Regions from separate parts of the Homo sapiens genome. Here region 1 is linked to region 2. Evidence: chromatin loops called from intact Hi-C (ENCODE). Cell type or tissue: chondrocyte. All regions are shown on one strand. Each heading gives the region's core, and the rest is flanking DNA. Links, peaks and the distances in the headings are about the cores only.

What was found. Peaks named below come from ENCODE experiments on the same cell type or tissue, not always from the same donor. Only the 100,000 strongest peaks of a DNase experiment are listed, where the experiment ranks them.
Region 1: a loop joins it to region 2, with 4 times the contacts of the local background. A loop is called at or near these places in 25 of 110 quality-filtered maps.

Annotation. Positions count from the first base shown.
Region 1 is chr2:96,173,507-96,176,413 of GRCh38, reverse strand. No RefSeq gene overlaps it. Among named protein-coding and RNA genes, the nearest start is that of DUSP2, 30 kb to the right of the region's middle. RefSeq lists an enhancer at 245-424 and a silencer at 1,709-1,758. In chondrocyte, for the core only: CTCF peaks have their summits at 1,492 and 1,703 (motif pointing right); no DNase peak of the experiment used is centred there.
Region 2 is chr2:95,991,518-95,994,424 of GRCh38, reverse strand. It overlaps ANKRD36C (ankyrin repeat domain 36C), which reads left to right and starts at 2,601. Exons shown (of 88, transcript NM_001393982.1): 1 at 2,601-2,907. The coding sequence starts at 2,717. RefSeq lists silencers at 1,785-1,964, 2,325-2,384, 2,415-2,464. In chondrocyte, for the core only: a CTCF peak has its summit at 1,404 (motif pointing left); no DNase peak of the experiment used is centred there.

The sequences.
Region 1 (2,907 bases), core at 216-2,715, 180 kb before region 2:
GCGACAGAGTGAGACTCCGTTTCAAAAAAAAAAAAGAAGATACAGAAATGGGAAACTTTGTGGGTGCAGGTTGGGGTGTCCCCAGGTGACTCCGGAGTGGTCAGCTGTGTGCATTTCTGTGTCCCAGGAGCTGCACCTCAGTTCTGTGGGCTGGGAAACTCCACCATGTCAGAGACCAGAGTTGGTTGAACTCAGTGTCTAACCAGGCTCCCAAGAGAAAGACACATTTAGCAGTCCAAGAAATACATGCTGGCAGGATGAGTCAGGCCTTGCTAGCCCGACCAGGGTCATCTCCACTGTAAGCAAAACACATGGGAAGCCCAATCACAGGGTTTCGTGGTGATCATGCAGGCAGGTGAGCATTCGCTTGGCTATATTTGTCCCACTACCACCTTCTGAGCTCGTCAGCAAGCTCCTGCGCAGTCTGGTGTTTTTGTTTTGTTTTGTTTTGTTTTTTGACATTGGAGTCTTGCTCTGTTGCCTAGGCTGGAGTTCAATGGCACAATCTTGGCTCACTGCAACTTCTGACTCCCAGGTTCAAGCAATGCTCCTGCCTCAGCCTCTTGAGTAGCTGGGCTTACAGGTGCATGCCACCATGCCCAGCTAATTTTTATATTTTTAGTAGAGATATGGTTTCACCATGTTGTCCAGGCCGGTCTTGAACTCCTGACCTCAGGTGATCCGCCTGCCTCAGCCTCCCAAAGTGCTGGGATTACAGGTGTGAGCCACAGCACCCGGTCTTTACTTTGTTATTTTTAAATTTTTTTCTTAAAATGTTCTCTGCTTTTGGGGGCTTGGGACTGTTCAGGGTATGTGTGTATATTTCAGTTTGCATTTCCCTAGACAGGATTGAGCCCAATATTTAAACAAATGTAGTTTAATGCTGAAAGGCACTTTAGAGGGCATCAGGTACAGATCTTTCATTTATAAACGATGCTCAGAGCTTAGCATTTGTTCCAAGTCACACAGCTCTTCCCTGGTCTAGAACCTTGGTCTTCTGGGATCCAATGCATTTTCCATTCCACTGTGTAATTTCTTGGCGAAGTTTTCGGAGAAATCTTTAGAATTCATAATATGCATGCCGTAAAGCCTTAAAACCACTCCCAACTACCCTAAGAACACCCTGGACGAGGAGTGTATTAGTTTGGTCATAATCAGCTGCTGTAACAAAGTGCCACAAACTGAGTGGCTTAAACAATAAAAATTTATTGTCTCACATTTTTGGAGGCTGGAAGTCCAAAAGCAAGGTGTGAGCAGGGCTGGCTCCTTCTGAGGGCAGTGAGGGAGAATGTTCTAGAACTCTGTCCCAGCTTTTTGTGGTTGCTGGCGTGTGAGCTGCATCACCCCAGTCCCTGCCTTTGTGTTCCCTGCATGCACGTGTTGCCCACATTTCCTTTTAATAAGGACACCAGTCATATTGCATTAGGGACCACACTACTTCATTATGACTTGATCTTAACTGTATCTGTAACACCCTATCTCCAAATAGGGTCACATTCTGAGATACTGGGGATTAGACCTTCAACATATGAATTTTAGAGGGATACAATTCAATCTAGAACAAGGGGAGATCTGCAGAGAACTCAATTTAAGAGATGAATTTTCAAAACCGGTGTCTGGAGGCCACTGTCCCAGTAGAGTCCATAAAGACTCCCAGCCTGGCCAGGGTCACCTATCCTGCAGCTTCCATGTTGAGCAGCAGGGGGCAGGGCTGTGCCACCCACTAGGAGTCTTGCCAGCCTGCCCGTGGCTGCTGGAAGGATTTTATAGCTCCTGACAACTGACAGTTCAATGTGGGTCTATATGGGCACCATCGTCCCCTCAGAGCCTTGATTTACATCAAGTCCTATGAATGAAAGAGAGGAAGTGGGTCAGATGACCACAGCCTGTGCAGGTTGCACAGTAGTGCACCAGTGGGAAGAGGAGGCCAAGGGTTTGTCCCTTTAGATAACTGGGAGAGTCACAGGCTCCAGGTGGTGACTAAGAATGTGTTTGCTGAGGAGACAGATGGACAGATGGGGATAACTAGACAGCAGCTTGGATGAGCTGCCTTTTTCCTCATCACCCTCCTGCTCCTGGAGGCCAGTCCGGTGTTCAGCCTAGGAAGCTGGGTTGGCCACTCCGGAAGGAGCCAGGACTGCCAGGCCACTCGGAGGATCCAGCTGTCTGATGTTCCAATGCTCCTGTTATGATTCCTCCACTTCTTATGAAACTCATTATTGCTTCCTGTATTTCTGTGCCTAGGAAAGAAGGTGTGATGGGGTGATAATCAGCAAGGACTTATTGAGGGCCCACTGTGTGCTTTAGGACTTTCAAAGGAATTATAAAGCAGCTGGGGAGACAACCCTGGCCTAGACATAATTGCACAGCCCAGCATCGAGAACCAGCAAAGCCTCAGTCCTGTGTAGCAAGGACAGAGTAGGACTGGGTGAGCTGTGACTCCGTTCCTGAGACCAACTGTCTCGAACATAGTTACACCAGCGGCCTGCTGGTTCATCACCCAGAATGTTCTGGATACTCCTTTGGATCTTGCCTTCATATTCTTTTGTTTTCTACAGTATTAATTAAGAGGCTAAAAGATAATGCACTTATGCATTTCTTTTTTTTTTTGAGACGGAGTCTCACTCTATCACCCAGGCTGGAGTGCAGTGGCTCACTGCAATCTTTACCTACCAGGTTCAAGCAATTCTCGTGCCTCAGCCCTCCCAGTAGCTGGGACTGCAGGTGCGCACCACCACGCCCGGCTAATTTTTGTATTTTTAGTAGAGACATTTTACCATGTTGGCCAGGCTGGTCTTGAACTCCTGACCTCAGGTGATCCACCCACCTTGGCCTCCCAAAGTGCTCGGGATTACAGGCATGAGCCATTGCGCCTGGCCTAACTTAAGCATTTCTTTTACACATAAA
Region 2 (2,907 bases), core at 198-2,697:
CTCTGAGCTCTGCTCATTGGCAAATCTCAGGACATAGCACAAGATGTGGCCCCTAAATGTTAACTGAATGAATGAATGGAATCACTGGTATCTCTTTAGCTTGAAGAATAGAAAGCCCTTGTAGGACAAAGACGATTGGGAGAAATGTGAAGTCTGGCGTGGACTCTGTCAGAAGGCAGAACTGAACCAGTGGATGGAATTAGAAGAGGGAGACTTCGGTTTCACATCAGGAATGATATCATAGTCAGAACTCACCACACACATAATAGGTTAGATGAGGGAGGAGGGAGTCCTTCATTGCAGGAGTTTTAAAGGTGAATACAAGAAATGGGAGGCACTTGGCCTGGCGCGGTGGCTCAGGTCTGTTAATCCCAGCACTTTGGGAGGCAGAGGCCAGTGGGTCACAAGGTCAGGAGTCGAGACCAGCCTGGTCAAGATGGTGAAACCCCGTTTCTACTAAAATACAAAAATTAGCCGGGTGTGGTGGCGGGCACCTGTAATCCCAGCTAATTGGGAGGCTGAGGCAGAAGAATCACTTGAACCGGGGAGGCAGAGGTTGCAGCGAGCCAAGTTTGAGCCACTGAACTCTAGCCTGGGCAACAGAGCAAGACTCCGTCTAAAAAAAAAAAAAGAAAGAAATGGGAGGCACTGAGTTTCTGGCTCAGTTTGCTGATGCCAGAAATACAGAGATGACTGATCAGTAAAATCCACTAGAAAGTGTGTGACAGGTTTCTTTTTCCTTATATTTTTCTTTTTTAAATACAAAAGTAATACCAGCCCACTGAAAATTTGAAAAGTATATGGCATTAAAAAGAGAAAAATAACATCCGATAATCCAACAAGATAAACTCTCTAAAATTTCTTTTCTCTTTTTAAATGAATATGTTAAGCTCGAAATAGAATTTTAAATTTATCTTGATGTTTTACTCAACAACGTAGAAGCATCTTTTATGTCATTATTTTAAGTCACAACCACTTTTAGTGATGATGATTTAAAGAACCATTTGCTTTTTCCTTACTGTTCCCTGTTTTTAGATTTTTGGCTAGTGTCTAATTTTTCCCTGTTATAAATAATGCTGAGATGAACAGAATATGTAGATTTCTAATAATTTGCAAATGAACAGCATATGAAAAACATGAGCAAAAATTTTGCAGTTATAATTACTCAACACAAGTTTTAAATAAATTACTTTTATTTTGAGCGTTCATTCTTACGTATGTTATAGGAAGTAAGTAAGAAGCATTCCTTACTCCTTAGAATTTTGTTTATAAGTTAGTGATGAATTGGAAAGGGTAGCTTGCCCCTGGAATTCTCTGATAAGCACAGGTGATGAGGAAAATGGAGAAATCCAAGAATTCCTTTGTCTTTCCTTGAAAGTAGTCAACTTTAAGTGCAGTGCAGGCGTGCCCTCTAGCGGCCAAATAAAAAATAAAGAAATACGGGAAACCTTCAGCATTGTAACAATCGCACGTCCCCATCTAGTGGCTAACGTGTGTAAATGCAGCTTTTCTAATCACAATAACGAATGTTACTTGATTTATATGTCTCATGAGGTGAAGAGCTGGAAGGAATCTTAGAGACCATGTATTTCAACTTCCTCACGGAGTGGCATGCAGGCAGCAGCCTTGGGAACCCCGATTGCCCCTCCTCACACCTGCCCATCATAGGACTTGGGCGACGGGGTGGTGAAGTCAGGCTGTGGCCCCAGCGGCGCCACGAGGCCGAAAACCGGCGCTCAGCCTCATCCCGGTGGCTGCAGAGTGCCAAGCGCCAGGTCCTGCGCTCCGGGCGCGGGTCAGAAGCAGCTGGCAAGGGCAGCGCAGCCTGTGGGCCCTTGGGCGCTGGCCGGCCGCAGCTCCGGGAAGCCACGTCAGCCCACGGGCGCTGCAGCTGCAGCCGCCACCAGCACATGGAGCAGGGGTCCCCGAGGATTGGGAATCCCCGACCAGGCCTGCGCCTCCAGCCGCGCGGACCCCGGGGCCAGCCTGGCCGCGGCAAGTCAGGCAGTCTGCGGCAGGAGCGCCGGGCATGGGCTTCGGCCGGGGGTGCAGGAGGCGCGCACCCTCCGGCCGGATGGCGGCGCACTCAGGGCTCAGGAGGCCATCCCACGGGAGCCCCGCCAGCCCCCGCCGGAGCCCGAGCTGCAGTGCCGCCTGCAAGTGGTGCGCTGGCTGCAGCTGTGGCAACCCCAGATCCCGTCCTCCCGCCTCGCACCCATCAGCGCGGACCCCGGGGGCGACGCAGTGGCGATGTCGGGCTGTGGGCCCAGCGGTGGCACTAGGCGGAGAAGCACCACTCAACCCCATCCCTGGGCTGCAGAGGGCCCAGCGCGGGGGGCTCCGAGCGTCGGGAGCCTGTGGAAGAGAAGAGCGCGCGGGCGACAGTTAAACAGGCCCTGGGGCAGGGCGCGCCTCGCGCTCCAGGGAGCCCCGCCCTCCCGCGGCACCTCCGCAGCAACCGCCGCCTGCACTGGGCGCGCGAGAGCTGCTAGGGCGGTTTCTCTGCCTCGGGCCTGTTGGGCAGGGCCGGCTAAGGTGCGCGTGCTCGCTGGTTCTAACCCTTCTGTTGGGCGTTTCTGCTGAGAGGCGGGAGGCGCTGAGAGTCTGTGCGAAGGTCCGTGGACAGACTGCTTTGCCTGTTGTTGCTCTTCGGAGGCGGCGATCCCCGAAGGCGAGCTGAAATACGGCTGCAGGCTACAATTTGCAGCCGACCATTATGGATGACAAGGAGCCGAAGAGGTGGCCCACCCTCAGGGACCGCTTGTGCTCGGATGGCTTCTTATTTCCCCAATACCCCATTAAACCGTATCATCTGAAGGGGATCCACAGAGCTGTCTTCTATCGTGATCTGGAGGAACTGAAGTTCGTTCTGCTCACGCGTTATGACATCAATAAGAGAGACAGGAA